Linked DNA regions of Homo sapiens: region 1 is linked to region 2. A link is a loop called in an ENCODE intact Hi-C map of the cell type or tissue named here. Cell type or tissue: CD4-positive, alpha-beta T cell. All regions are shown on one strand. Links, peaks and the distances in the headings refer to the core of each region. The heading gives the core; the rest is flanking DNA. Region 1 overlaps MTA1 (metastasis associated 1). Region 2 has its middle 12 kb from the start of TMEM121.

Region 1 (15,924 bases), core at 5,267-13,266, 83 kb after region 2:
CCATGGTTCCTGTTCTCCCCATCCTGACCCAGGCCAGGGCCAGGGCCTCTCAGGTTGCCCAGTCTGCCTGGCTGCCTTCCAAGCTGTGCCCATACCTCCCAGTGGCACCGCCTCTCCCACCTTCCTTGCCCTGTGGGTGCAGAGCCCCAGCACCACTTTCTTGTTATTTGAGGGGGCGTTCAGTCCAGGGAACAGAGGGGAGGTCTGTACTCAACCAGCTGCGCCCACCTGGAAGCCCCGCCTGGAGCTCCTTGGCGTGGAGGGCACTGGCCGCACTCTGTCGCAGGCCTGCGGGTTCTTTTCCACATGGTGAGCGTCTGGCTCGGCTGCCCTGCCTGAACAGTCCAAGAGAGTAGTCGTGCCCCTCACAGGCTGGTGTCCCGCCCAGAGACAGGCAAGTGCCCACGCCATGTGGCCCTGGCCCTGAGGAGGAGGGAGTCCTAGGACGAAGGGGACGCCTCTGAGCGTGTGCAATGCTACATGTGTAACTGAACATCGCCCAAGGGCTGGAAGCCAGCCCCCTGCCTGCACACGCCTGCAATCTACTGTCTGCACATGGAAGCCGGAAGCAGCACGAGGGAACCTTCCTGACAGTGGCACCTCCCAGCAGTGGCACTCGGCCAGGCGCCCACGGAGGCACTGCAGCCTCCCGCCCCGGGTTGCCTGCCAGCTGGCTGTGTGGGGCCAGCAGTGCCATCTGCCGGCCGCCCCTCCACTACACAGACCAGGAGGGACACAGGACCTCCCCCAGCCATGGTTCAGCGTCAGCTGAGGAACCTCCCTCTGCACCTGTTTCCCTACAGTCCACATGCTGGGATGCGTAAAGTGCTGCCCCGCACTCAGGAGGCTCAGCCACAGGAGTGGCGCCCCATTCCGGCAGTACCCAAGTGGCCTTGCTCTGCAGGCGGGCAGGCCCTGCCCAGCAGGGGCAGTGAGGCAGACTCAGAAGACACCCAGGTCATTGCCTGTGCCTCCAACAAACAGGCCTGGCCCTCAGACCTCCCAGGAAGCTGCGGGGGAGCAGATGTCGCACCCCATGCTCCTCGGCCCCAGGTGGTGGCAGATACCGCAGGGAATGGCCCTCGACAAGCGCAGCCAGGGAAGCCCGGAGCCCAGCATGGCTACGTCAGAGGTGGCGCGCTAACCTTCCCCCCGCTGCCCCCTCTGATCCCAAGAACCCCACGTCACCGCTGCCACCAAGCCTGAGGTCCAGGAAGGCAGCTTCTCCCAGGTGAGCCTGCAGCATCCAGATGGAACACCAAGGGCCCGAGTGCCCCAGGCCTGCCGAGTGGGCAGGGCTCCTAGGAGAAGGCAGCCATCGGGCCACTGGCTCCAGGGGATCGGGGGCTCAGGAGCCCTGCAGGCAGGCACAGAGAGGTCTGTGAAGCACCCAGCACCCCACCCCACTCTCTGCTGGAACCATGTGTCCACTGGTGGGGACAACCTGCCCTCCCTCAACACCCTTAGAAAGTCTCCAACCAGGAGGAGGAGAAGGGACGCTGGGGGACCCACCCACCACCCCTGAGGACAGCGAGAAGGCTCCCAGGGTGTGCGGGCGCCCTACACCTCCATGGCCATCTACGGCTCTGTCTCCCGAGCTGATGGGACGGAGGCTGTGCCGAGGCAGTGGAGGCCAGGAGTGGCTGGGGCTGAGGGGCCCATGTGTCACCACCCCCCAGGAAGGATCTGGTGCTGCCAGGCTCAATGCATGGGCACAACCACGTCCCCCGACCAAACAGCAAGCAACTGCCAAGGACTCATGGCAGACACAAACCAGGTGGGAGCAAGGGCTGCCTGAGTGACCAGGGAGGGCGCTTCCAGCCACGCAGACACCTCAGGGTTGGGGGCAGAGCTCACAGCCCTGCAGGGCTGCCTGAGTGACCAGGGAGGGTGCTTCCAGCCATGCAGACACCTCAGGGGTGGGGGCAGAGCTCACAGCCCTGCAGGGCTGGCTGCCAGGGTTCGGGCAGGGCAGGGGCACCGAGTATGGCTTTCTGCAGCCTTTGGTTGGTTTCAGAATCACACCATTCCGCTCGGGCTCCCCAGGGGACACTGGCATCTTCAGGGGACCCAGCACCCACAGACCAAGTGTAGAGTGGGCAGGCAGCTCAGGGCAGCTGCGCTGGGTCCTGCATGAGGCCACCAGGCCCCTCACTCAGTATCTCCAAGGAGGAGCCACGGTGCAGGTGACAGTGGACGGAGTCACTGAAGGGCCTGTGCAGTGGCCAGTCCAAGATCAGCCCCGAAAGGGGGCCACCCACACTGGCCACCCACAGGGCAGGAGCTGGCGTAGCCCCCACCCACTACCCCCCTGCAGCAACACCAGGGCCCCCCAGTACCTTGTTGAGCTCCTCGATTCTCCGGATCAGGTATGGGTTGCTGGAGGAGTTCTCAAAGTAGACGTAGTCTGCAAACAGCAACAGAGAGAGTGCCACCTGTGGCACCAAAGGCCAGACCCAGTCCCACCTCCCGTGGCCCAGGGACTCGGGGCTCAGGCGGGGCAGTGTCATCCCCTCACCTCTGCTCCCTCAGGCGAGGAATAAACAGAGGAAGCGAAGCCCCCACACCATCAGGGAGGGGTGGCTGCAACCAAAATGGACTGACAGGCTGGGTCAGGGACAGGGAGATGCATCTGGAGGGGCCGTTCCCAGCAGGAGCAGACAGCCCCCATCCCGGATCCTCACAGACGCCAGCTGCCCCCAAGGGCTCAGGCCCTTCTTGGGGAAGCTGTGGGGGCCAGGCGGCAGCTTCCCAGGCAAAGCCCAGCTCCAGCACTGCCCAGACCCTGCCGGGAGCCCCAGGACACCTTCCCACTGGCAGCAGCCAGCCTGGATGCTACACCCCCAGAGCCACGTGGCCACCACCAGCCACCAGCCCTGCCCACAGCGGCCCCCATCTTTCCCTCCAAAACCAACAGCAGTGACTACACAGAGAACACAGTTGGGGCTTCCTGGGCCCAGGCAGGCTCAAAAACAGGACAGAGTTGCTCCAGGAATGACAGGAATACCAGAGCTCACCAGAGCTCAGGGACAGCAACAGGCAGCAGGCACTGGGAGTGCCCCAAGATCGGCCATCAGGTGAGTACAGCGCTTCCCTCAGCGATGAAACCATCTGGCCCTCCAGCCTTCTCACCAGCTCCACAGACAGAGAGCCACGGAACCTTCCGGAGCCCAGAGGCTTACCCTGGAAGGCCCAGGGAAGTCCAGGCTGGTGGTGCTGACACCCCGATGCTCCAGGCCTCCTGGGGCCACCGCAGGGGCTCAGCTTGGGAGGCACTGAGGCCATGTCCTCACGAACCAGCACCACGAGCACCCTCGCCAGCCCACCCTGCATCAGCTCCGCAGGGGGGACTGAGCAGGAGGCCTGTCTCAGCTGGAATCAGCCCAGAGGCCCGCACAGGCCTGGGATTCAGCAAAATACAGCAAGACCAGCACCAAAGAAGCCCAGCCCATCTGTCCACACGGAGGCCAAACCCGTGCCGCGAGGACCCTGTGGAGGGGCCTGGAGAGCATCTCCCTCCTGCTGCTGGCACACACCTGCAGGCTCATGCCCCTGAGGACACGCCAGTGAGGACGCACCTGCAGGCTCGTGCCCGTGAGGACACACCCATGAGGACGCACCTGCAGGCTCATGCCCGTGAGGACACACCCCTGAGGATGCACCTGCAGTCACACGCCCATGAGGACACTCCCATGAGGACACACCCCTGAGGACGCACCTGCAGCCACACACCCATGAGGACACTCCCATGAGGACGCACCTGCAGGCACACGCCCATGAGGACGCACCTGCAGGCACATGCCCATGAGGACACACCCGTGAGGACACACCTGCAGGCACACGCCCGTGAGGACACATCTGTGGGTGCACACCTGGGAGGACGCACCTGTTTGGGCACCCATGTGCAAAGTCACACCTGTGCATGCAGCTCCTGAGCCCCCCGTGCTGCCTGAGCAAACCAGCTGATCAGATGAGGCTACGCCCACATAGAGCTCCACAGGACAACGGGCTAGGAGCATGGAGAGCCCAGAGGGGACACAGCCACGGTGCCCGGGGGACACGCACAGCAGTGAGCGTTCCCTGCAGAAAAGCCTGCAGAAGTGACAGGGGGCCTGTGGGTCTGTGTCACGGCTACAGGAGTGTTCTGAATGCAGGATGTGTCCACGCTTGTGCAACGCTGTGAAAACGCTAGAATTCACTGAATCACACACTCAAAATTGGTGGGTTTCATCACATGTAGATATCTCAAACTTTTTTTTAAAAAAGGTCTCAAATCAACGGTCTAACTTTTTACTCCAAGAAACCAAATAAATTAAATTCAAAACAATGCATCAAACTTGCCAAAAAATGGGGGAAAAATGTCCCTTAAGTGAGGAAAGACAAACAAGCTGGGGTCCATCCACTTGATGGAAGACTCCTCGGCAGGGGCCAGGAGTGAAGCCCCCTGGCAGCTCGGGGTCTGCAGCACCGGAAGGCCCTCTCGGGGGAGGTGGCAGGCACGACGGCTGCGTGCAGTGGGGCCACCTACAAGCTGCTGGCGCAGGAAAACCAAGATGTGGAAGACGTGAGAATTTGGGAATTTGGGAACTATTCTGTATCATGACTGTGGTACAACAACATGACTATGGACTTCCAAAATTCACGGAACTGTACACGTAAAAGGAATTGTACTGAATGTAAATTATGCCTTAATAAACGGACAAATAAAGCAAGAAGGCAGGAAATGATAGAGTAAAAATAACATGAAACAAAAATAGTAGAGGGGAAAATATCAGAGGAACCAAAAGCTGAGTGTTTGCTTGTTTGAGATGAAGTTTCGCTCTTGTTGCCCAGGCTGGATGGAGTGCAATGGAGCGATCTCAGCTCACTGCAACCTCCGCCTCCCGGGTTCAAGTGATTCTTCTGCCTCAACCTCCCGAGTAGCTGGGATTACAGGAGCCTACCACCACGCCCAGTTAATTTTTGTATTTTTAGTAGAGACGGGGTTTCACCATGTTGGCCAGGCTGGTCTCAAACTCCTGACCTCAGGTGATCCACCTGCCTCAGTCTCCCAAAGTGCTGAGATTACAGGCATGAGCCACCATGCCCAGCCTACAAGCTGGTTATTAACAAGATCAATAAACTGAAATCTATAGCCAGACTGACAAAGAAACAAAGAGAGAAGCCACAAGTAACCAACATCAGGAACGACAGATGGGACATCACTACGGATCCTACTGACACGAGAAGGGGTGTAAGGAGTATTATGGAGGACTTTATGCCACAGAACTTGACAACTTAAATGAAATGAACCAATTGCTTGAAAGATATAAACACCAAAGCTCATTCAAGAAGAAACAGGTAACCCTATCCATACTACGGAAATACAACAACAAGAACTCTGCGCCCAGATGGCTTCATTGGTGAAGTCTATCAAACATTTAAGGAAAAATTAACACCAATTCTACACAACTCTTCCAGAAAACAGAAAAGGAGGGAACACTCCCCAGCTGACAGTGAGAACGCCATTGCCCTGATACCAAAACCAAAGACACACAAGAAATCAGGAGGATTGCTTCAGTCCAGGAGTTTGAGACCAGCTTAGGCAACATCACAGGACCCCATCTCTAAAAAAAAATTATTTTTAATTATGCAGGTGTGGTAGCATGTGCCTGTAGTCCCAGCTGCTTGGGGGCTAAGGCAGAAGGATCGCTTAAGCCCAGGAGTTTGGGGCTGCAGTGAGCCATGATGGTACCACTGCACTCAAGCCTGGGTGACAGAGTGAGATGCCATCTCTAAATATAACTTAAATTTTTAAAAACATTCAAAAACCAGTGTAGCTCATCATATTCACAGAATAAGTAAGAAAAGCCCTATGACCATCTCCGTAGATGCAAGAATATAATCTGAAAAAATCCAACACATACGCTATTAAACTCTGAGCAAACAAGGAACTAAAGGGTACTTCCTCAGCCTGGTAATACATTTACAAAAAACCTACAGCTAGCATCATCCTCAGTGGTGAGAAAAGGGCTGCTTCTGCTGAGATCAGGGATGTGCCAAGGGTATAGCTACTCTCACCACTACTGCTGACCATCGAGGAAGTCCCAGCCAGTACAATGGGAAGAAAAATCAATGAAAGGCACACAGACTGGATATGAAGAAATAAAACTTTCTATACGCAGATGATGTGACTTTCTATATAGAAATCCCCAGAGTCTACAAAAAAAGCTATTGAAACTGCTGAGTAAGAGTTTTGCAAGGTCACAGGTCAATATATAAAAATAAGTCCTCTTTTGGGCTGGGCATGGTGGCTCACGCCTGTAATCCCAGCACTTTGGGAGGCTGAGGCGGGCGGATCACCTGAGGTTGGGAGTTCAAGACCAGCCTGACCAATATGGAGCTACCCCATCTCCACTAAAAATACAAAAAAAATAGCTGGGTGTGGTGGTGTATGCCCGTAATCCCAGCTACTCAGGAGGCTGAGGCAGGACAATCGCTTGAACCCGGGAGGCGGAGGTTGCGGTGAGCTGAGATCACGCCATTCACTGCACTCCAGCCTGGGTAACAAGAGTGAAACTCTGTCTCAAAAAAAAAAAAAAAAAAAAAGTCCTCTTTCTACGTACTACTAACAAATGGAAATCAAAATTGTAAAAGTACTATTCACAAGAGCACCAAGAAAAATTAAATACTTACAATATAAATTTTACAAAAGATCTATAGATGTTTAAAGATCAAAAGATCTGTGCAAAGATCTACATGCTGAAAAGTACAAAACACTGGTGAGAAAAATCAGCAAAGATCTAAATAAATGGTAACAGATAAGGTGTCAAGGGTTAAAATACATGTTGGTGAGCTTCCTATAAAGGTCCAGATAGTCAATACTCCAGGCTGTGCAGGCCAAGAGGCCACACCAAGGATATTACATAGGGACTAATGTAACAATTTCTACACATTTCATACTGATGAAATCAAAATAACTGGGCCAGGCGCAGTGGCTCACACCTGTAATGCCAGCACTTCAGGAGGCGGGCAGATCACTTCAGGAGATCGAGACCATCCTGGCCAACATGGTGAAAGCCTGTCTCTACTGAAATACAAAAAATTAGCCAGGTGTGGTGGCACGCACCTGTAGTCCCAGCTACGTGGGAGGCTGAGGCAGGGGAATCGCTTGAACCTGGGAGGCGGAGCTTGCAGTGAGCCGAGATTGTGCCACTGCACTCCAGCCTGGTGACAGAGCAAGACCCCATCTAAAAAAATTTTTTTAAAAAGCTGAGTGCAGCTTTCTATAATACAGATGCACTCATGAGAGGACTTGTTTTGGGAGATGACATATTGCTTCACTGGGTTCAAATTTAATGTTCTTTATCACCAAAATCAACAACAAAGGTGCATCCATTAGTGCTGGCTTATAGTGAGTTCATGTGTTTCCTCTGTAACTGTCTTTCCACACAGGTACTGCCAGGCACACTGTCAGCCCCAGGTGCGTGGCTCTAAGTGAGCAGCCTCGCTACTCCCTTTCCTGGAAAGGGCCAGCTCAGCAGGCTTGGATTGCCCGCATTCTTCCTTCCAGAGAGGTCTGACCCTTGACCTGCTCCTAGGAGGTCACCTCGGAGCTCTTGGAGCATCCTGCCTGCCAACAGCGTCTGCTCACCCAGGGCCTCAGGCCACCTCAGAGAGGCTACCCTGACAGTGACGTACCGCGGTGCCTTGTGGCATCAGCCTGACCTCTGGAGGGGCTGAGACGGAGGGACCGAGGGCAGCCACACCGGTGCTCAGCCAGGCCCACCTGACCAACCTCTAAAAACACCTGGACCACCAAGGCTCACGGGAGCGTCCCTGCTTGGAAATACGCCAGGCCTGTCATCACAGACCACTGCTAGACCTACACACCGCCCACGTCTCTGCTGGGAGAGACGCCGGAAGCCCACCCCTGGTCTCTCCTGAGCCCGGCCCCTGTGCCGCTTCCCTTTGCTGATTTGAGTCTGCGTCCTTTTGCTGTAATCAACCGTACCCCTGGCAGAAATGCTCTGCTGTATTCCATGAGTCCTAGTGAATTACTGAACCCGAGGGTGGTCTTGGGGCCCCTATATTACAGCACGGGGTTACGCTACAGTCCAATCGCTTTCGACTGAAGCTCAGGCGGGAGCTCCCTAACACACAGCTGAGTGGATTTTGAAATGTCGACGTTTCCCTTGCACTCGCATGGAAGTCGCAGACACTCTGCTGTAACCACAGTGTGAGCCCAGAAAAGCAGCTCACTGCAAATCTGTGTGGCAATGCAGACTTTGCCTCTCATTTTACCTCTTGACAATAAGAAAACTGTACAAAGCAGTTTGTGATTTAAACATGAGCTGTTGCCAAAGTGACTTCATCACAGTATAAATTTTGCAAATAAATGTGGTTGTGCCTCGTAACTTTAAGATGAATTCATAAAGAACGTAGAGAACATCATGCAGCAAAAACTAGTTTCCCAAGTCATCTGGTGTATTGATGATGGCAGTCAACAGTGGTTCTTCTCATTCTGAAATTTTCCAATTTCGGCGCTTTTTCAAAAAGCAGGCCAGACACGGTGGCTCACGCCTGTAATCCCAGCACTTTGGGAGGCCGAGGCAGGTGGATCATGAGGTCAGGAGTTTGAGACCAGCCTGGCCAACATGGTGAAACCTCATCTCCACTAAAAATACAAAAATTAGCCGGGCATGGTGGCATGTGCCTGTAATCCCAGCTACTTGGGAGGCTGAGGCAGGATAATTGCTTGAACCCAGGAGGCAGAGGTTGCGGTGAGCCGAGATCACGCCACTGCACTCCAGCCTGGGTGACAGAGCAAGACTCCGTCTCAAAAATAAATAAATAAATAAAAAATAAAAATAAAAAAGCAATAGAACTTCACCACTGCCAACTCATCAAGCTGCTGCACAGGACAGCAAGTCAAGATGTTCAGCTTTAGGCCAGGCACAGGGGCTCACACCTGAGCCCAGGAAATTGAGGCTGCAGTGGGCCAGGACTGTGCCACTGCTCTCTAGCCTGGGCAATAAAGCAAGACTCTATCTCTTTAAAAAAGGTTTTTTTTTAATTCACAGAACTGATGACATCAAGTCCACAAGGTCAAATGAAGTTCACTGTTGACACTACTGGTTCAATAAGGCATGACAGACTCAAATACTTTCCACAGGCCGGGTGTAGTGCCTCACGCCTGTAATCCCAGCACTTTGGGAGGCTGAGGTGGGCGGATCACCTGAGGTCAGGAGTTTGAGACCAGCCTGCCCAACATGGTGAAACCCCATCTCTACTAAAGATACAAAAAATAGCCAGGTGTGGTGGTGCATGCCTTTAGTCCCAGCTACTTGGGAGGCTGAAGCAGGAGAATCACTCGGGCCCGGGAGGCAGAGGTTGTAGTGAGCCGAGACTGCGCCACTGCACTGCTGCCTGGGCAACAGGGCGAGACTCCACCTCAAAAAGTAAAAATAAAAATAAACAAATACTTTCCACAAAATATTTACCTGCCAACAAGTAATAGAATGAATAACTATAGGCTTTTGGCACTTTGTATGTTTAACAACCCTTGTAAATTTGTCCAACCAAGCCCTTTTCTGTGCCACACATTTCTCGTGTCAGTAGGATCTGTAGTGATGTCCCATCTGTTGTTCCTGATGTTGGTTACTTGTGGCTTCTATTTCTTTGTCAGTCTGGCTATAGATTTCAGTTTATTGGTCTTGTTAATAACCAGCTTGTAGGCTGGGCACAGTGGCTCATGCCTGTAAATCCCAGCAGTTTGGGAGGCCAAGGTGGGTGGATCACCTGAGGTCAGGAGTTTGAGACCAGCCTGGCCAATATGGTGAAACCTGGTCTCTACTAAAAATACAAAAATTAACTGTGCGTGGTGGTGGGCGCCTGTAATCCCAGCTACTCGGGAGGCTGAGGCAGGAGAAGTGAGGACAGTCTTGTGGGACTCAGCCCTTCAGCTGCAGAACCTAATATTCTCTCCAGGTAAGCAGTGTCAAAATTGGGTTAAATCACTGGATAACCGACTGGCTGCTGGTAGGGAGAAACCCCACACACATTCCAGGGACCAGAGGTGAAGTGTTCTGTGTTGAACGTGTGAGACTGGGAAAAAGTTAAGTTTTTCCTGTCCCTATCACAAATATTCAACCCCACCACGGTAGCTCAAAGCAGCCACATAATAACTGGAATCCCTCCCATTAGTGCGGCCGTGTTCCCATAACACTTTATTTCTGAGCACTGAAATGTGAATTTCATATAATCTTCATGTGTCATGAAGTTTTCTGCCTTTGATTTTTTTCTCAACAATTAAAAAATGTAAAACCCATTCTTAGCTCGTGAGTCATCAAAAACAGGCAGCGGGCCAGTTTGCCAATCCCTGTACGAGAGGACCCAAGATTGGTTTAGATGCCAATTATTTCCCAAACATCTACACGGGCATCATGCTTAGCTTGATGATGCTTTGCAGGTATTGTGTTTCTTACAAATTGAAGGTTTGTGGCAACGTGCATCAAGTCAAGTCCATCGGTGCCATTTTTCCAACAGCAGGTGCTCACTACGTGTTGCTGTCACGTTTTGGTAATTCTCTCAACATTTCCAACTTTTTAACCATGATTCTATCTGTGATGGCGATCTGTGGTCATTGCTCCTCGATGCTACTATTGTAATTGTTTTGGGCATCATGAGCCATACCCCAACTAAGAACTTAATTGATAAATGTGTGTGTTCCGACTGCCCCAGGAACTGGCCATTCCTCCATTTCTCTCCCTCTCCTGGGGCCTCTCTATTCCCTGAGACACAACAATACTGAAATTGGGCCAACTAGCAACCCTGCCATGGCCTCTAAGTAGTCCAGTGAAGGGAAGAGTTGAGGGTCACACATCTCTCACTTTAAAACAAAAGCTGGAAATAAATGACTAAGCTTAGTTAGGAAGGCCTGTCGAAAGCCAAGATACCCTAACGGAAAGCCTGGTCTTCAGCGCCAAGCAGGTAGCCCAGTTGTGAATGCAGAGGAAAAGTTCCTGAAAGAAACTAAAAGTGGGTCGGGCGCAGTGGCTCACACCTGTATTCCCAGCACTTTGGGAGGCCAAAGCAGGTGGATCACTTGAGGTCAGGAGTTTGAGACCAGCCTGGCCAACATGGTGAAACCCCATCTCTACTAAAAATAAAAAAATTAGCCAGGCATGGTGGTGTGTGCCTGTAATCCCAGCTACTCGGGAGGCTGAGGTGGGAGAATCACTTGAACCCGAGAGCTGGAGGTGGCAGTGAGCCAAGATCGCACCACTGCACTCCAGCCTGAATGACAGAGCGAGACTTGGTCACCAAAAAAAAAAAAAAAAAAAAAGGCCGGGCGCAGTGGCTCACGTCTGTAATCCCAGCACTTCGGGAGGCTGAGGCAGGTGGATCACAAGGTCAGGAGATTGAGGCCATCCTGGCTAACATGGTGAAACCCCGTCTCTACTAAAAAAATACAAAAAATTAGCCGGGCATAGTGGCGGGCACCTGTAGTCCCAGCTACTCGGGAGGCTGAGGCAAGAGAATGGCGTGAACCTGGGAGGCGGAGCTTGCAGTGAGCCGAGATCGTGCCACTGCACTCCAGCCTGGGTGACAGAGGGAGACTCTGTCTCAAAAAAAAAAAAAAAAATTAGCCGGGTGTGGTGGTGGGTGCCTGTAGTCCCAGCCACTTGGGAGGCTGAGGCAGGAGAATCGCTTGAACCCGGGAGGCGGAGGTTGCAGCGAGCCGAGATCGTGCCACCGCACTCCAGCCTGGGCGACAGAGCAAGACTTCATCTCCAAAAAACAAAAAGTGCTGCTCCAGTGAACACAAGCCTGATAAGACAGCTGAACGGCCTTAGTACTGATAGAGAGAAAGCTGAAGTGCCGGGATGGGAAATCAAAGCGGACACATTCCCCGAAGCCAGAGCCCCAGCCTGAGCGAGGCCCTAACTCCCTTCAGTTCTACGAAGGCTGAGGGAGGTGAGGAGGCTGCAGAAGAAAAATCTGAAGCTAGCAGAAGTTGGCCCATGAAGTTCAAGGAAAGAAGCCATTTCTACCACATAAAAGTGCAAGGTGAGGCTGGGCACAATGGCTCATGCCTGTAATCCCAGCATTTTGGGAGTCAAGGCAGGAGGATCACTTGAGGCCAGGGGTTTGAGACTAGTGTGGGCAACATAGTGAGACCCCATCTCTACAAAAATAAATAAAACTAGCCAGGCATGGTGGCGTATGCCTGTAGTCCTAGCTACTCGGGAGGCTGAAGTGGGGAGGATCACTTGAGCCCAAGAGACTGAGGCTACATACAGTGAGCCAAGATCATACCACTGCACTCCAGCCTGGGCAACAGAGCAAGATGTTGTCTCAAAAAAAGAAAAAAAAAAAAGAAACACTTCTTTTTGGTTTCTGTAGAAATTAACAAGCCAATTCTAAACTCTGTAAGGGAAAGCCAAGTAACCAGAACAGGCTAAACAATTTTGAAAATGAGGAACAAAGTTCAAGGATTCCTACTACTTGATTTCAAGAATTACTATAAGGCTGGGCATGGTGGCTCACTCCTGTTACCTCAGCACTATGGGAGTCCGAAGTGGGAGGATCGCTTGAGCCCAGGAGTTCGAGACCAGCCTAGACAACATAACGAAAAACTTAGCTGGGTGTGGTGGTGCACACCTGTGGTCCCGGCTGTTCAGGAGGCTGAGGTGGAAGGATCACTTGAGCCTGGGAGGTGGAGGCTGCAGTGAGTCATGGCTGTACCACTGCACTCCAACCTGGGTGACAGACTGAGACCTTATCTCAAAAAAAAAGAAAGACGCCAGACTCAAAAGCCCACATGCTGTGCAATTCCACTTCTACCACATTCTGGACAAGGCAAAACGGCAGGAACAGAAAATAGGTCAGTGTTGCTGGGAGCTGGGGGAGAAGAGGGGGCTGACTACAGAAGGTCACAAGAGAAGCATGTCAGGTGTGGAAGAGCTGCAGCGACCACACAGCTGTGCATGAGTGGAAAACCACAGGCCCCTACACATAAGTGGGTTTGCCATGTGAAACGTGTATCTCAATAAACCTAACTTTTTTTTTTTTTTTTTTTGAGAGAGTCTCACTCTGTTGCCCAGGCTGGGGTACAGTGGTGCGATCTCCACTCACTGCAACCTCTGCGTCCTGCACGCAAGTGATTCTCATGCCTCGGCCTCCCAAGTAGCTAGGATTACAGGCACGCACCACCACGCCTGGCTTTTTTTGTATTTTTAGTAGAGATGGGGTTTTGCTGTGTGGTCAGGTTGGTCTCAAACTCCTGAGCTCAAGTGATCTGCCCACCTCAGCCTCCCAAAGTGTTGGGATTACAGGTGTGAGCCACCATGCCCGGCCTAAACCTTACTTTAAGTTAAAAAAATATACACGCACCCAGAGTCAATTCTCATTGTTTGCAGTAATTACGTTCCATAAAGTCACCACTAATACTGAACACCGTACCTCTGTTCCTACAGGAAATACAGGGTCAGGTTCCTACGAGCCTCTGGTCACAACATTTTCAGCAACCAATCAATACGCAACAGCCTTATTTTACGTTTCTGTCAAAGAACTTTATAATTATTATTGTTCTCCGACACTGAACTCACGTGGGGCAGAGCCTGTCCAACACACGTTCTCTCCATGGGACCCATCCCAGCCTGCCTGTGTCCAGGGACACTCAACAGCACTGCGGCACCTCCCCCAGGGGCATCTAAAAAGCAAAATCACCAAGAGCCCCCAAATGCAAGAAGCATGGCCCTCAGTAGATGGAGAAAGGACAATTTGCTTCCAACATGGGAGCAGTGGCAGAGGGCAGGGTGCCTCGCTCACCCCAGCAGGCACCCAAGCACCACGCAACTTGGGCTTTTAGCAGCCTGTGCGTGCCCGCAAATGACTGGGAAAGTGACATAAGTGTGAATTTTGGGGTTACACGTAAGTTTTAACAAATAGGGGATGGGGCCACAGAAGAATTGGGGGAGAACAGACACAACCCCCAAGATCATTGAGCAACAAGAGCTGTGCGGCAGGGCGGTGCCCGTGGTCCCTGCCTGTCCGGGACCCTCCAGGGCACAGCCCACTCTCCTGAGCTCACCCACAGCCAGGTCTGCCATGGTCAGAGACAGGAGACCAGGGAGCACAGAGAGGAACTTTGTCTTTTCCCTTTTGGGAACAGAGTCAAGAGAAACAGCAACAGTGGTCAGGAAAGCCCCCAGCACCCCTGCTCCAGGAGCCGGGTCTCCATGTGACAACGTCCCAAATGCTGCAGGGGTGTCCTGTATTTTTATCTGCAAAACCTGGGCACTGCTGCAAGCCTCGCGCCCGGCCCATCCTTGGGGTCATCCTCCTCCGTTGCTGTCCCCACAAAGTCCAAGAAGGATCGGAGACCAGAGCCCCAGCATCCGAGGTGCATCCGGCAGTCAAGGGATGGGGACAGCGGCCCCCAGGGGATGCAGACAGACGTTCCCTCATGCAAGTGGCCAGATGGCCCAGGCACTGTGTCTCCTGGAGGAATGGGACAGAACACGCCCCTCCCTCAGAACTGCCCTAGCCCAGCCCAGAGAACGCCACACCTCAGGGCCAGCCCCCACGTGCGCTGCGCCCTTGCTGTCCTCTGAAGGCAGGGGATGAGCCAGGGCAGAATCAGGTGTGCCCCATACCTGACTCCACCGCTGACCAACTGCACAGGCCTTGAGGCTCTTTTTTTTTTTTTTTTTTTTTGTGAGACGAAGTCTCGCTCTGTCACCCAGGCTGGAGTGCAGTGGCGTGATCTCGGCTCACTGCAACATCCATGGGCTCATTTTTAAGGTATGCTTGGTACCAGGAGCCGCTGCCGCTGCCCTGGTTTCCTCCCCTGTGACGACGCTGCTGTGAGGACAGCCTGGCAGGGCACGGACGGGAAGGGACGCGTGGTCCCCTCCATGCCCCAGGGGTCCCCCAACCGCACAGATCTGCAGACCCTCCTCCTAATGGCACCCACAGAGCTCAGGCCCTGACCGTGAAAGGGCTCTGGGGGCAGGCGGGCACTCGAGCTCCTCAGGCCACCGGGCAGAGAAAGCAGCAAAGCCCACGCCAGGCCGGATCACGGGGCTGCAGTGCTGAGGCCCGCCCCAGGGAGGCTGCCGGGCGGCTCTGAGGAGCGGTCACCTCAGACCCCTCAGGTGCGCTGCATGGCCCAGGCGGGAGCAGCCTAGAGGGTGGTGCAAAGCCCATAGAAGCAAGCCTTGGGGCCTGGGCTCGGGGGTGCCGGGGGCACATTGGTGGGGCGGGTGGGGTATAGGGGCGAGGTGCTGGGTGGCCTTGCACTATGAGGGTGGCCCCAGCCTCCCTGGGCTTGGCTCCATCGCCACCAAGATCCCCCAGTCCGCACACTCAGACATGAGCCCACCGGGACAGGAATGGAGCAGGCCAGCTGGGGTGGGGGTGGGGGTGGAGACACCAGCAACACGAGAGCCCCAGAAAGCAGTGAGCCCAGGTAGCACACGAGGAAAGACATTTGGAGAATATTAAATGCTCTGCCGGGCATGGTAGTTCACAGCCTTGCAAACCCAGCGGCACTTTGGGAGCCCAAGGCAAGAGGATCGCTTGAGGACGGGAGTTCGAGACCAGCCTGGGCAACATAGTGAGACTCCGCCTCTATAAAAAATCTTAAAATTAGCTGGGTATGGTGGTGTGCACCTGTGGTCTCAGCTACTCAGGAAGCTGAGATGGGAGGATCGCCTGAGCCTGTGGGGTGGAGGCTGCAGTAGCTGTGATGGTGCCACTGCACTCCAGCCTGGGCAACAGGAGACCCTGTCTCAAAAAAAACATAATTACATGCTCCCAAGACAGCCTGCTGGAGTCTAAGGTAGGGTCTAAGCTGCCCCCCAACCAGGTCTCAGGGTGGGCTCCTCCTGGGGAAGGGGGGCCACCCTCCCTAGCAGGACTCAGCCCATAATCTGG
Region 2 (15,924 bases), core at 4,420-12,419:
CCATCACTAATGGATGTTAACTCACCATAAAGCTAAAGCAATTGAGACAGGCTGAATTGGCAGAGGGTCAGCCGACAGATCAATGGAACAAGTGCACCCACACAAGCATGGCCATTGATTCTTTAACAGATTTATTGAAATATAATTCAAATACCATAAAATTCATCCATTTAAAGGGTACAATTCAGGCCAGGCGCAGTGGCTCACACTTGTAATCCCAGCACCTTGGGAGGCCGAGGCAGGTGATCACCTGAGGTCAGGAGTTCAAGACCAGCCTGGCCAACACGGTGAAACCTCACCTCTACTAAAAACACACACACACACACACACAAAAATTAGCCAGGCGTGATGACCCACGCCTGTAGTCCCAGCTACTTGGGAGGCTAAGGCAAGAGAATCGCTTGAACCCAGGAGACGGAGGTTGCAGTGAGCCGAGATCATGCCACTGCACGCCAGCCTGGGCAACAGAGCAAGACTCTGTCTCAAAATAAATAAATAAATAAATAAAGTGTACAATTCAGCCAGGCACAGTGGCTCACTCCTGTAATCCCAGCGCTTTGGGAGGCCAGGCAGGAGAACTGCTTGATCCCAAGAGTTCGATGCCAACCTAGGTAACATAGCAATACCTCGTCTCTACAAAAAACACAAAGGGTAGGTGGGCATGGTGGCGCATGCCTGTAGTCACAGCTATTTGGGGGGCTGAGGTGGGAGGATCGCTTGAACCTGGGAGGTTGAGGCTACAGTGAGCCGTGGGAGCTGGGGCAACAGAGTGAGACTCTGTCTCCAAAAGCAAAAGTGTACAGTCTGGGCACAGTGGCTCACGCCTGTGATCCCAGCACTTTGGGAGTCCAAGGAGGGCAGATGACTTGAGGTCAGGAGTTCGAGATCAGCCTGGCCAGCATGGTGAAACCTCGTCTCTACTAAAATACAAAAATTAGCTGGGCGTGGTGGCGCACACTTGTAATCCCAGCTGCTTGGGAGGCTGAGGCAGAAGGAGCCTAGCTTGAACCCAGGAGGCGGAGGTTGTAGTGAGCCGAGATGGCACCACTGCACTCCAGCCTGGGTGACAGAGCAAGATAAGAAGGAGAGAGACAGAGAGAGAGAGAGAGAGGGAGGCAGGGAGGGAGGGAGGGAGAGAGAGGGAGAGGGAGAGGGAGGGAGGGAGGGAGAGAGAGGGAGAGAGAGAAAGAAAGAAAGAAAGAAAGAAAGAAAGAAAGAAAGAAAGAAAGAAAGAAAGAAAGAAAGAGGAAGGAAAGGAAAGAGAGAGGAAGGGAGGAAGGAAGGAAGGAAAATTTTACACATGTCATAATCAATTTTAAAAGATTTTCATCATCCCCAGAGCCAGTAGCATTCGCCCCCCTTTCACACCCACCCAGAGCCAGTAGCATTCGCCCCCCTTTCACACCCACCCAGAGCCAGTAGCATTCGCCCCCCTTTCACACCCACCCAGAGCCAGTAGCATTCGCCCCCCTTTCACACCCACCCAGAGCCAGTAGCATTCGCCCCCTTTCACACCCACCCAGACCCAGTAGCATTCGCCCCCTTTCACACCCACCCAGAGCCAGTAGCATTCGCCCCCTTTCACACCCACCCAGACCCAGTAGCATTCGCCCCCCTTTCACACCCACCCAGACCCAGTAGCATTCGCCCCCCTTTCACACCCACCCAGACCCAGTAGCATTCGCCCCCTTTCACACCCACCCAGACCCAGTAGCATTCGCCCCCCTTTCACACCCACCCAGAGCCAGTAGCATTCGCCCCCCTTTCACACCCACCCAGAGCCAGTAGCATTCGCCCCCTTTCACACCCACCCAGAGCCAGTAGCATTCGCCCCCTTTCACACCCACCCAGAGCCAGTAGCATTCGCCCCCCTTTCACACCCACCCAGAGCCAGTAGCATTCGCCCCCTTTCACACCCACCCAGAGCCAGTAGCATTCGCCCCCCTTTCACACCCACCCAGAGCCAGTAGCATTCGCCCCCTTTCACACCCACCCAGAGCCAGTAGCATTCGCCCCCCTTTCACACCCACCCAGAGCCAGTAGCATTCGCCCCCCTTTCACACCCACCCAGAGCCAGTAGCATTCGCCCCCCTTTCACACCCAATTTCTCCCCAGTTTTCCCAGCCCCTGGCAACCAATAATCTACTTTCTGTCTCCACAGATTTGCCTTTTCTGGACGTTTCATATAAATGGGACCATACCATATGCGGTCATCTGTGACTGGCTTATTTTGCTAAATGTGTTCAAGGCGCATTCATGTTGCAGCATGCATCACTACTTCCTTCCTTTTTATTGCCAAATAATATTCCATGCTCTTATTATCTCTTTATCAGTTGATGGACATCTTTTGGCTTTGTTTCCACCTTTTGGCCATTATGGATGTGGCTATGAACACTTCAGTACAAACTCTTATGTGGACCTGTGTTTATTTCTCTTAGGTGTCCGTCGAGGGGTGGAATGGCCGGGTCATACGGTAACTCTGTGTTTAACATTTTGGGGAAGCGTCGACTCTTTTTCAGATCATTTTACGTTTCCATCAGCAATATGTGAGGATTCCAATTTCTTCACACCCTTGCCAGCACTTGTTATTATCAACATGTTTAATCATAGCCATCGTGGCAGGTGTGAAATGTTGCCTCACTGTGCCTCTGATTTGCATGTCCCTGATGGCTAAGGACACCAGGCACTGGTCGTGTGTTTAGTGGCCATTTGCATATCTCCTTTGGAGAAATGTCTGTTCAAATCCTTCGCACGTTTTTCCATTGGGTTATTTATCCTTTTACTGTTCCACTCTAAGAGTTCCTTATATATTCTGGATACAATTCTCTTATCAGATATGTGATTTGCAAATACTTTCTCCCATTTTCTGAGTTGTCTTTTCAACTTTTTTTTTTTTTTTTTTTTTTTGAGACAGAGTCGTGCTCTGTCACCCAGGCTGGAGTGCTGTAGCACAATCTCAGCTCACTACAACCTCTGCTTCCGAGGTTCAAGCAATTCTCGTGCCTCAGCCTCCCAAGTAGCTGGGAATACAGTCACACGCCACCACACCCAGCTAATTTTTTGTGTTTTTAGTAGAGATGGGGTTTCACCATGTTGCCCAGGCTGGTCTTGAACGCCTGAGCTCAAGCAATCTGCCCACCTCAGCCTCCCAAAGTGCTAGGATTACAGGCATGAGCCACTGTGCTTGGCCATTTTGTTTTCTTTTCTTTTTTTTTTTTTTTTTTGAGACAGAGTCTTGCTCTGTCACCCAGGCTGGAGTGCAGTGGTGAGATCTCGGCTTACTGCAACCTCCGCCTCCTGTATTCAAGTGATTCTCCTGCCTCGGCCTCCTGAGTAGCTGGAATTACAGTCACGTGCCACCACGCCCAGCTAATTTTTGTAATTTTAGTAGAGACGGAGTTTCACCATGTTGGCCAGGCTGGTCTCAAACTCCTGACCTCAGACGATCCATGTGCCTAAGCCCCCCAAAGTGATCCATGTGCCAAAGCCCCCGAAAGTGCTGGGATTACAGGCGTGAGCCACCACGCCCAGCCTCAACTTTTTTTTTGAGACAGGGTCTCTCTCTGTCGCTCAGGCTGGAGTGCAGTGGCACAATGACAGCTCACCAGGGCCTTGATCTCCCAGGCTCAAGTGACCTTCCCACCTCAACCTCCTGAGTAGCTGGAACTACAGGTGCGCACCACCATGGCTGGCTAATTTTTTAATTTTTTGTAGAGACATGGTCTTGCTACTCTCGTTTCCCAGGCTGGCCTTGAACGCGTGGGCTCAATTGATCCTCCCACCTTGACCTCGCAAAGTGCTGGTATTACAGGCGTGATCCTTACCCACCCAACGTTTTTTATGGAGTCCCAAAGCACAGAAACTTTTTTTTTTTTTTGAGACAGTCTCGCTTTATTGCCCAGGCTGGAGTACAGTGGTGTGATCTCAGCTCACTGCAACCTCCACTTCCCAAGTTCAAGCAATTATCCTGCCTCAGCTTCCCGAATAGCTGGGATTACAGGTGCACACCACCACACTCGGCTAACTTTTCCTATTTTTAGTAGAGATATGGCTTCACCATGTTGGCGAGTCTGGTCTCGAACTCCTGACTTCGTGATCTGCCCACCTCAGTCTCCCAAAGTGCTGGGATTACAGGCACGAGCCACTGTGCCCGGCCAGAAACCTCTAATTTTAATTAAACCCGATTTATCTATCTTTTATTTTGTTGCTTGTGCTTTTCTGTGTCCTAAGAAGCTTTTGCATAATCCAAGGTCACAAAGATTTTCTCCTCTGTTTTCTTCTAGAAGTGTTATAGTTTTAGGTTTTACATTTAGGTGTATGATGCATTTTTAGTTACATTTTATGTCTGTTTTAAGGAAGGGATCTGCTATGGGCTAAATCATGGCTCCCAGAAAGATATGTTTCAGTCCTACCCTGATACCTGCCAACGTGACCTTATTTGGAAATAGGATCTTTGTAGGTATCATCTAGTTAAGTTGAGATCACACTGGATTAGGGTGGGCCTACATCCAATGTCTGTGTCCTTATAAGGAGAGAGGAAAGAAGACTGTATGAGGACAGGGACAGAGGTTGGAGGGAGGCAGCTGCAAGCTGAGAGTTGCTGGCAAGGTTACTGAAACACCAGGGTTTCATTCCAGGTCCTGCTGCTTGCTGCAAAGAAAGCCAATCACTGAGATGCCAAGTATGGCCAAGGAAGAAGGCTTTAATTGGGTGCTGAGCAGAGGAGATGGGAGCTCAGTCCCAAATCCATCTCCTGACTCACTAAAACCAGGGGTTTATATAGCAGGGGAAGAAATGTAACAACGTGTAAGAAAACAAGAACTAGAGAGGTGCAATGTATTACTCGTTTTCATGCTGCTGATAAAGATCTACCCCAAACTGGGAACAAAAAAAGATTTCATTGGACTTACAGTTCCACATGGCTGGGGAGTTCTCAGAATCATGGCAGGAGGTGAGAGGCACTTCTTACATGGCAGCGGCAAGAGAAAATGAGAGAGAAGCAAAAGCAGAAACCCCTAATAAACCATCAGATCTCATGAGACTTATTCACTATCAAGAGAATAGCACGGGAAAGACTGGCCCCCATGATTCAATTATCTCCCCCTGGTTCCCTCCCACAACACGTGGGAATTCTGGGAGATACAATTCAAGTTGAGATTTGGGTGAGGACACAGCCAAACCATGTCAGGCAAGGAAGCAATCATGATGAATGAGGGGTCCAGCATCTGTGCCTTGGTCTGGGTAGTTTCAGTTCTTTGATACTTTTCTGAGAGGCCTGAAGGTCCTTTGCTGAGGAAGAAATTCAGATAAAACAAAAGTTTCAAGCTTTAAGACCAGAAGGGTCCATTTCTGTGTTTTCAAAAAGAACAGTCTGTAGGACTATTGGGTCAGTTTCAGCAACACCAGTCCTGCAGACACCTTGATCTTGGGCTTCTAGCTTCCAGAGCGTGGGAGAAGGAATTCCTGTGGTTGACGCTGTCCCGTTTGCAGTGCTTTGTTAGGGCAGCCCTGGGGCACAGACACAGGGTCTAGCTTCCTGCTTAGGCATATCCAGTGCTCCCAGCACCATTTGTTAAAAAGACGATTCTTTCCCATTTAATGGTCTTGACATCCTTTTCAAAAATTGACTGGCCATAAAAACGTAAAGGTTTATTTCTGGATTCTCCACTCTGTTCCAGTAATCTGTAAGTCTGTCCTTCTGTGAGCCCCTCATTATCTTGATTTCTGCGGCTTTGTAATAAGTGTTGACATTGGGAAGTGTGGATACTCCAACTGTTTTCTTCAAGACTGTTTTGGGGCCAGGCGTGGTAGCTCACGCCTGTAATCTCAGCACTTTGGGAGGCCGAGGCGGGTGGATCACTTGAGGCCAGGAGTTCGAGACCAGCCTGGCCAACATGGTGAAACCCCATCTCTACTAAAAATAGAAAAATGAGTTGAGTGTGGTGGTGGGTCCTGTAATCCCAGCTACTTGGGAGGCTGAGGCATGAGAATAGCTTGAACCCAGGAGGCAGAGGTTGAGGTGAGCTGAGATCTCGCCACTGCACTCCAGCCTGGGTGACAGAGCCAGACTCCATCTCAAAACAAAACAAAACAAAAGACTGTTTAGTCCGCCCTGGATCCCTTGCATTTCCCTATGAATTTCAGAATCAGCTTGTCAATTTCTGCAACAACAAACAAAGAAGCCGTGTGCGGTTTTGATACTAGGGATTGCACTGAGTCTGCAGGTCAGTTTGTGATTAACATAGGATGTCTTTACATTTACTTTAGTTCGGTCTTCTTTAATTTCTTTCAACAATGTTTTGTCGTCTTCAAAACACGTGTTTTACAGTCTGGTTTTTTGTTTGTTTTTTTTTTTTTTTGCATAGAAAAATACACCACGCGTTGCCAACGTTTTACACTTCTTTTGTAAAATTTATTTCTAAGCGTTTAATTCTTTTCGACTCTGCTATAAATGGATTTTTTTACTTTATTTCAGTTGCTTGTGGCTAGTGCATAGAAATAAGTGGATTTTCTGCACATCGATCACAAGATTCTGCAACCTTGCTGAATTTCTTTATTAGTGCTAATATTTTTAGTTCATTTCTGAGGATTTCCTATATATAGTATTATATCATCCCCAGACAGAGAAGTTTTACTTCTTCCTTTCTGATCTAGATGTCTTTTATTTCTTTATCTTGCCAAATTGCCTTGACTAGAGCCTCCAGTACAATGTTGAATAAAAGTGGTGACAGTAGATATCCTTGTCTTGTTTTTGATCCCAGGGGAAGAGCATCCTGCCTTTTACCATTAAGGAGAATGTTAGCTGTGGGGCCTAGCAGATCTCTTTCATCAGATTAAGGAAGTTCCCTTCTATTCCTAGCTTTTCGAAAGTGGTAATTAATTTTTAACTAAAGTGCAAAAGTGATTCGACATTGGAAAGATAGTATTTTCACCAAATTAGACACGTGTGTGGGAAAAAAGAAAGGATCCTCAACCTAGACCTTCATTCCTTATGCAAAAATTAACTCAAGATGATCACAGGTCTAAATGTCAAGTGTAAAGCTACAAAACCTTTAGAAGAAAAAAACAGAAAAAATTTTCACAACCTGGGCCAAGGCTAAAAATATTCTTAGACACAACAACAAAAGCTCAATCCATAAAAGATAAATTGATAAATTGGATTTCATCAAAATTTAAACCTTTTTTTCTATGTAAAAGTCACTGTTAAGAGGATGAAAAGACAAATTATATACTGGGAGAAAGTATTTGTGTATTAGTCCGTACTCATGCTGCTATGAAGAAATACCCAAGACTGAGCCCAGGTGCAGTGGCTCACGCCTGTAATCCCCAGGACTTTGGGAGGCTGAAGTGGGTGAATCACCCGAGGTCAGGAGTTCAAGACCAGCCTGGCCAACATGGTGAGACCCTGTCTCTACTAAAAAATACAAAAATAAGCTGGGCATGGTGGCAGGGGCCTGTAATCCCAGCTACTCAGGAGACTGAGGCAGAGGAATCACTTGAACCAGGGAGGCAGAGATTGCGGTGAGCCAAGATCATGCCATTGCACTCCAGCCTGGGCAATAAGAGCGAAACTCCATCTCAAAAAAAAAAAAAAAGAAGTAACCAAGACTGGGTAATTTATAAAAGAAAAAGGTTTAATTGACTCACAGTTCCACATGCCTGGGGAGGCGTCAGGAGACTTAGAATCATGGCGGAAGGGGAAGCAACACGTCCTTCTTCACATGGCATCAGGAGAAAAAAGTGCTGAACAAAGGGTGAAAAGCCCTTTGTAAAACCATCAGATCTCGTGAGAACTCACTCACTACCAAGAGAAGAGTAGCATGGGGGTAACCACCCCCATGATTCAGTTACCTCACACTGGGTCCCTCCCACAACAGGTGGGGATTATGGGAACTACAATTCAAGATGAGATTTGGGTGGGGACACTGCCAAACCATATCAACTTATAAATCATGTATCAAACAAAAGACTTGTTTGCAGAATATATATATATATAATGTGTAATGTATATTAACATCTAATGTACATATTTATATATTTAACTTTTATTTTATGTTCAGGAGTACATGTGCAGGTTTGTTATATAGGTTAACTTGTGTCATAGGGGGTTGTTGTACAGATTATTTCATCACCCAGGTACTAAGCCTTTGTACTCATTAGTTATTTTACCTGATCCTCTCCCTCCTCCAACTCTCCACCCTCCAATAGGCCAGTGTCAGTTGTTCCCCTCTATGTGTCCATATGTTCTCATCATTTAGCTCCCACTTACAGGTGAGAACATGAATTTGGGTTTCTGTTCCTGCATTAGCTTGCTAAGGATAATGGCCCTCAGCTCCATCCACGTTCCTGCAAAGGACATGATCTCATTCTTTTTTATGGCTTCATAGTATTCCATAGTGTATATGTATCACATTTTCCATCCAGTCTATCATTGATGGGCATTCAGGTTGATTCTATGAGTTTGCTATCGTGAATAGCGGTGCATGTGTCTTTATGATATTACAATTTATATTCCTTTGGGTATATATCTAGTAACGGGATTTTCTGGATAGAATGGGAGTTCTGTTTTTAGGTCTTGGAGGAATCACCACATTGTTTTCCACAATGGTTGAACTAATTTACACTCCCACCAACAGTATATAAGTGTTCCTTTTTCTCCACAACTTCACCAGCACCTGTTAGTTTTTTACTTTTTTTTTTTTTTTTTTTTAGAGACAGAGTCTCACCCTGTCACCCAGGAGAGAGTGCAACGGCGCAATCTTGGCTCACAGCAACCTCCACCTCCCCAGTTCAAGCAATTCTCCTGCCTCTGCTTCACGAGTAGCTGGGATTACAGAAGCACGCCACCACGCCTGGCTAATTTTTTGTATCTTTTGTAGAGATGGGATTTCTCCATGTTGGCCAAGCTGGTCTCAAACTCCTGACCTCGTGATCTGCCCGCCTTAGCCTTCCGAAGTGCTGGGATTACGGTGTGAACCACCATGCCCAGCCTACATATTTTTTTAACTCTTAACATCGGCAATAAGGCCAAGCACAGTGGCTCATGCCTGTAATCTCAGTGCTTTGGAAGGCCGAGTCAGGAGGATCACTTGAGGCCAGGAGTTCGAGGCTGCAGTGAGCTATGTTGATGCCACTGCATTCCACCCTGGGAGACAGAACAAAACCCTGTCTCTAAAAATAAAAAATAAAAAAAAAATCTGCAGTAAATACAATAATCTAAAAATCGGCAAAGGACTTGAACAGACATTTCACCAAACAGGATACATGGATGCAAATCGGCACATGAGGAGTTCCATGCAGATTTAAACAGTGATGAGGTTCCCGTGCACACCTATTAGATGGCTAGGAGTTGATAGTTGTGTGAGGTTATGGGTTATGTGGAGGTTCCTAGTAAGATGGTAGATTTAAACCCAAATAGATTAGTGATTATAAATCAATTAGAAGAGTCCATCATAAGACAAATATATTCTGTTTCTGCAACTTACATTTACAATACATATACAGAAAGGTTGAAAATAAGAGAACAGGCCAGGCACGGTGGCTCACGCCTGTAATCCCAGCACTTTGGGAGGCCGAGGCAGGGGGAACACTTGAGGTCAGGAGTTTGAGACCAGCTGACCCTGGGTGCTGGACGTGCTCACTGCTGCCCGGCTGCCGCCGCTCAGGCTGTCTTTGCAGGCATGCGCACACCTGTGTTTCCACACCCATCCCTCTCCCAGGCCGTCAATGATTTAACCACAAGTTCATGCCAGTCCACAGGGCTTATTCCTAAATCCCCACTTTCCTGATGTGTAACCACCACTTACAGTCAGAGTCTCGCTCCCTCATCCTCAATCTCCCTATTTATTGTTCCATTCCGAATGCCTCCTCTGCCCATGCTAGGTGTGCTATTGAAAGCTCAGCCCCAAAGAAAGGAAAAGGGGAGGGCTTGGGCAACACGAGGAAAAAGCCAGCTGGAAAGCTGTGCCTTGGACACAGCAGACAGACTGCTGGCCCTTGGCTGAAGGTGACCCCTAAATACGCGTCCACATCCTAACCCCCAGAGCCCGGGAATGCACCCTTATTTGGAATAAGAGTCTTGGCAGATGTGATTAAGGATCTCGAGAGCAGGAGATCATCCTGCATTATCGAGTGGACCCTATATCCAATGACAACTGTCCTTATAAGACAGAGACATGGCCAGGTGTGGTGGCTCATGCCTGTAATCCCAACATTTTGGGATTACTGGAGCCCAGCCTGGGCAACATAACGAGACCTCCCCCCCATCTCCAAAAAAAATAGAAAAAAATTAGCTGGGCATGGTGGCACACACCTGTAGTCTCAGCTACTCGAGAGGCTGAGGTGGGAGGATCGCTTGAGCCCAGGGAGGTCGAGGCTGCAGTGAGCCATGATTGCACCACTTCACTCCAGCCTGGGTGACAGAGTGAGACCCTGTCTCCAAAAAATCTTTAAAGATAGAATGGCAGGACACACTACAAAGTCACCAGACCCAGCTGTAGGGCTGCACTGGCTGCCTCCGGGACTATGTGAGCATCACATAAATAATGAGAATAATGCATCATAACCCTCTGAGTAAAATAGGCACACACAAGTCCAAGCTGATGTGAATAAGCAGAGGGAGGGAAAGCTGCAGCTGGCAGCAGGCTCACTGAGGCATCCAGAAGGGAAGTGGACTCCGCCCTTCAGCCACATCACAGTCCTCACCTAGTTGGGCCAGAGTCTCAGGGTGCCCCTCAGAGGGTGAGCATGGGATTAGGACCAGGACACCCGGTCGGGTGGGAGTCTCGGGGCGCCCCGCGGAGGGCGCCCGTGGGAATTGGACCAGGACACTGACATCGCATTGGAGCATCACCCTCATACAATACTCAGGAATTATGCCGTAGTTAGCAACACATTTCACATTAACCTCACGGTGGAGGAGCGAGCGGTTGCCACTCTGACTAAGGGAGAGAGGTGGGTGGCACCCGCAGCAGGGCCCAGAGAGCCACACCCTCCTGAGCGAATGCCCTGAGGCTGACACAGCTCCATTCCCATACGTCCATCACACGCGTGTGTGTGTGTGTGTGTGTGTGTGTGTGTGTGTGTAGAGAATGGTCAGGTGAAATGTTAACAATTGAGGAATCTGTGTGAAGACATATAGGAGCTATGGTACCACTGTAGTATTTTTGTTGTTTGTTTTTTCTTTTTGTTTTGTTTGTTTGTTTTTGTGACAGGGTGTCACTCTGTCGCCCAGACCCAGAGTGCAGTGGTGCAATCTTGGCTCACTGCAATCTTCGCCTCCCAGGTTGAAGCAATTCTCTTGCCTCAGCCTCCAGCTCCCGAGTAAATGGGATTACAGGCACCCACCACCATGTCCAGCTAATTTTTGTATTTTTAGAAGAGGCAGGGATTCACCATGTTCAGCTAATTTTTGTATTTTTAGAAGAGGCAGGGTTTCACCATGTTGGTCAGGCTGGTCTCGAACTCCTGACCTCAGATGATCCACCTGCCTCGGCCTCCCAAACTGCTGAGATTACAGGCGTGAGCCACGGCGCCCAGCCACTACTGTAATTTTTTTATTTGAAATGATTTTTTAATAAAAGGTTTTCTAAAATCAATAAATGTAAGTCTTCACATTAACAGATTAAAGAAAAAAATGACCATATCAGTAGGTGCAAAAAAGGCATTTAGTAGATTCAATAGCTGTTCATGACTTCCTAAAACAGCTCTCAGTAGACGGAGAATGGAAGGGAGCTCTCCTTAATCTAATTAAGTACATCTACAGGAATCTGCTTTGCAAACAGCAATCTTCGTAGTGCAGAACTAGAACACTCTCTTCCAGCCAGAAGCAGACAGAGACGCTGCAGCCGCCTGGGCTGCTCAGCCCCTACTAGAAACACCAGGAAAACAGGGTGCTTCTTTCAGGAAGCAAGAAAAAGAAATAAGAATGGGGGATTTTAAGCTGGGCATGGTGGCTCACGCCTGTAATCCCAACACTTTGGGAGGTCGAGGCGGGCAGATCACGAGGTCAGGAGATCGAGACCATCCTGGCTAACACAGAGAAACCCCGTGTCTTTTAAAAATACAAAAATTAGGTGGGTGTGGTGGAGCGTGCCTGTAGTCCCAGCTGCTCAGGAGGCTGAGGCAGGAGAATGGTTTGAACCTGGGAGGCGGAGGTTGCAGTAAGCCGAGATCACGCCACTGCACTCCAGCCTGGGCAACAGAGCAAGACTCTGTCTCAAAAAAAAAAAAAAAAAAAAAGATTTGGAGATGTTTAAAATGAAACTATCATTAGTTTGTTTGTCTGTTTTGTTTTGTTTTGGTTTGGTTTGGTTTTTTGAGACAGAGTCTCGCACTGTTGCCCAGACTGGAGTACAGTGGCGCGATCTTGGCTCACTGCAACCTCTGCCTCCCGGGTTCCAGTGATTCTCCTGCCTCAGCCTCCCTAGTAGGTGAGATTACAGGCACCCGCCACCACACCCAGCTAATTTTTTTTTTTTTTTGTATTTTTAGTAGAGATGGAGTTTCACCATGTTGGCCAGGCTGGTCTCAAACTCCTGACCTCACGTGAGCCACCTGCCTCAGCCTCGCAAAGTGCTGGGATTACAGGTGTGAGCCATCGTGACTGGTCTTTTTTGTTTGTTTTTAAAGAGAGGGTCTTGCTCTGTGCAAGGTGGAGTGCAGTGGCATGATCATGGCTCACTGCAGTCTCAACCTTACAGGCTCTGACAATCCTCCTGCCTCAGCCTCCAGAGTAGCTGGGAATACAGGTGCACACCACCACATCCTGTTAATTTTTAAATTTTTTGTAGATACGGTGTGTAACAGTGTTGTCTGGGCTGGTCTCAAACTCCTGGCCTCAAGTGATCCTCCCACCTTGGCTTCCCAAAGTGCTGGGATTACAGGCATGAGCCACTATGCCCAGCCTAACCTACGATTAGTTTTTGCAAGTGATATAATTGTGTACTTAGAAAAGTCTTTTAAAATCTAGGCTGGGCACGGTGGCTCTTTGGGAGGCCGAGGCGGGCAGATCACTTGAGGTCAAGAGTTTGAGACCAACCTGGACAACATGGTGAAACCCCATCTCTAGCAAAAAATACAAAATTTACAAAAATTAGCTGGGCGTGGTGGTGGGTGCCTATAGTCCCAGCTTCTCAGGAGGCTGAGGCATGAGAATCGCTTGAACCTGGGAAGCGGAGGCAGAGGTTACAGTCAGCTGAGATCACACCACTGCACTCCAGCCTGGGTGACGGAGTGAGACCCTGTCTCATAAAAAAAAAAAAAAATCCAGAGATAAATTTTTTAGTATTAATAAGTGAGTTTAGCAAGACTCGCTAAACCAGGTCAAAATGCAGAAATCAGTTTCGGGTTTCTACAATTTTCAACAGAGTTAGAAAATGAAATGTAAATATGAAATGGGTGTGGGTGTGTGTGTGTGTATATATATGAGATATCTATATATAAGATATATATATATATCTTACAATATTTCAAAAAGACCAAATACTGAGAAACAAATCTAACAAAAGAAGTATAATACCTATATCCAGGAAACTATAAAACATTAATGAACACCTAACCCACGGAGAAGTGTGTTTGTAAGGCAGAAGAGCCAGCATTAACATTCTAAAGACATCAGTTCTCAAACTGATCTATGGATTCCACGTCATCCCAAGTAAAATCCCAATAGTTCTTTGCCTAATATTCGACAAACGGATTCTACAATGTCTATGAAATATGAGGCGTCGAGAAGAGTCCCAGGGCTCCCGACATAGGCGAGAGTGGACAACACACCCTCCCTGCCCTACATGGAGCCCGAGAGACGGCTGGAGTCATGAACACCATGTGGGCTTCCCAAAGGGAAAGAAGGAAGACCCAAGACGAAGATGGACACCAGGGCGGTACCAAGCGGCACACAGGGTGGCAGGAGAGCAGGGTCTTTTCCACAAGTGGTACTCGGACCCTTTTCACGTGGAAAAAAAAGAGAGTCAAAACTCATTGGCTGGGCACAGTGGCTCATGCCTACAATCCCAGCACTTTGGGACGCCGAGGCAAGAGGACCAGTTGAGCCCAGGAGTTCGAGACCAGCCTGGGCAACGTGGTGAGACCCGCCTCCCCAGTCTCTACAAAAAAATACAAAAATTAGCTGGGTGAGGTGGTGCACACCTGTAGTCCCAGCTACTCAGGAGGCTGAGTTGGGAAGATCCCTTGAGCCTGGGAGGCAGAGGCTGCAGTGGGCTGTGATTGGGCCACTGCACTCCAGCCTAGGCAACAGGAGACCTTATCTCAAAATAAAATAAAAAAAAAAGTTATGTGGCCAAAGCACCCAGCAAGTGTCATACTTCATGGACAAACTTTAGACACCTGCCCTCTGAGACTGAGAACAAGGACGCCCACTGTCACCAGGGCTGCTGAGTGTGCGTCAGCAAGACGGCAAAGGTAAACCCCGACAATCGCAGCCTCCCCCATGCCAGCCTCACACGCACCCCACCCTTCCTATGTATCACAGCCCCCACCGGCTCGGCTACTCTGCTTGAACCCTGATGACATGCAGGGTAATCACGCCATGTGGTATTGGTGAGGAACAGCCTGCTGGATCAGAAGGGAGGTCGGGGCAAGACCCCTGCACGGACAGGAGCCGATGTGGATGACAGCGACAGCGTGGACTGTGAGGAGGGCAGAGCTCCCAGGAGATGGTCTTGGGAAGCGGCTCACCCTATGGAGAAAAACTGGTTTCGACATGAGAGCACCTGCGGAGGTGGGCTGTGGACGAACGGAAGACCTAAGTGCTACAGGGAGAAGTGACAGAAGGAAACTGGGAGAAGGAGGACTGGGAGAGGGAAGCTCGTTTTCACAAAATGCTAAGGTGAAACCAAGAGTCAAAAAAAAAAAAAGACGAATTTGATTATAGCAAAGTTAAAATTTTCTGGGTAACCATAGGCAAATCTTTAACCAGACGACAGAATGGGAGAAGCTATTTATAGTGTGTAAAACCACTGAGAGATCCCTATCTTGAATTTTCAAGGAGTTCCTGCCACTCAATTTGTAAAAGACAGCAGGTCCCAAAAGAAAAACGATCAAAGGGTATGACCAGGCAGCTCACAGAAGAGGAAACCCAGAAACGAAGCAAGTGTGTGAAAGATGCTCACGGTCAATACTCAGAGAGATGGAAATTAGACGCAGAGACCACCTGACGCTCTGCTGGCAAACCCGCAAACGCTAGAAAACGCTGAGGGAGGGAGGGCCGGGACCCAGGAGGTAGGAGCCAGACAGGAGTACGGGCCAGAAAGGCCACTCGGGGAGTCACGGCACGTCCCCGACCAAGGGAAGGACCACAAGCCCTCCTTTTCTGTGGCCTGATCCCTTGGGCCCACCTGAGAGCTGCGTCTTTTGTGTGGCAGGGAGCGGGGGGCAGCCAGGTACCTGTCTGTGGAGAGTGGGTGGGTAGTTGCCTAAATGCTCCCCACTGGACGTGTGCGGGAGTTGGAAGCAGTGAGTCGCTGCAGGCGCACCTTAGAGGATGGAGCTTAAAACACAACAACATTCCATCCTGGCTAACACGGTGAAACCCCGTCTCTACTAAAAATACAAAAAATTAGCCGGGCGTGGTGGTGGGCGCCTGTAGTCCCAGCTACTCGGGAGCCTGAGGCAGGAGAATGGCGTGACCCCGGCAGTTGGAGCTCACAGTGAGCCGAGATCGCGACACTGCACTCCAGCCTGGGTGACAGAGCGAGACTCCGTCTCAAAAAAACAAACAAACAAACAAAAAACACAACAACACTAAGTGGAAAGAAATTATGAAGCCAGGTGCGGTGGCTCATGCTTGTAATCCCAACATTTTGGGAGGCAGAGGCGGGTGGATCACTTGAGGTCAGCCTGGCCAACATGGTGAAACCCCATCTCTACAAAAATACAAAAATTAGCCAGGCATGATGGCGGGTGCCT

The links. A loop is a pair of places that touch in the nucleus more often than their neighbours do. Peaks named below come from ENCODE experiments on the same cell type or tissue, not always from the same donor. Only the 100,000 strongest peaks of a DNase experiment are listed, where the experiment ranks them.
Region 1: a loop joins it to region 2, with 2.0 times the contacts of the local background. A loop is called at or near these places in 30 of 110 quality-filtered maps.

The regions. Positions count from the first base shown.
Region 1 is chr14:105,425,155-105,441,078 of GRCh38, reverse strand. It overlaps MTA1 (metastasis associated 1), which reads right to left. Exons shown (of 21, transcript NM_004689.4): 2 at 2,340-2,407. Among named protein-coding and RNA genes, the nearest start is that of MTA1, 13 kb to the right of the region's middle. RefSeq lists enhancers at 3,080-3,676, 3,677-4,274. In CD4-positive, alpha-beta T cell, for the core only: no CTCF peak of the experiment used is centred there; no DNase peak of the experiment used is centred there.
Region 2 is chr14:105,506,862-105,522,785 of GRCh38, reverse strand. No RefSeq gene overlaps it. Among named protein-coding and RNA genes, the nearest start is that of TMEM121, 12 kb to the left of the region's middle. RefSeq lists a silencer at 1,991-2,166 and enhancers at 10,363-10,862, 14,027-14,526, 14,527-15,028. In CD4-positive, alpha-beta T cell, for the core only: no CTCF peak of the experiment used is centred there; DNase peaks (open chromatin) are centred at 7,775, 10,695 and 10,835; H3K27me3 peaks cover 1,517 bases.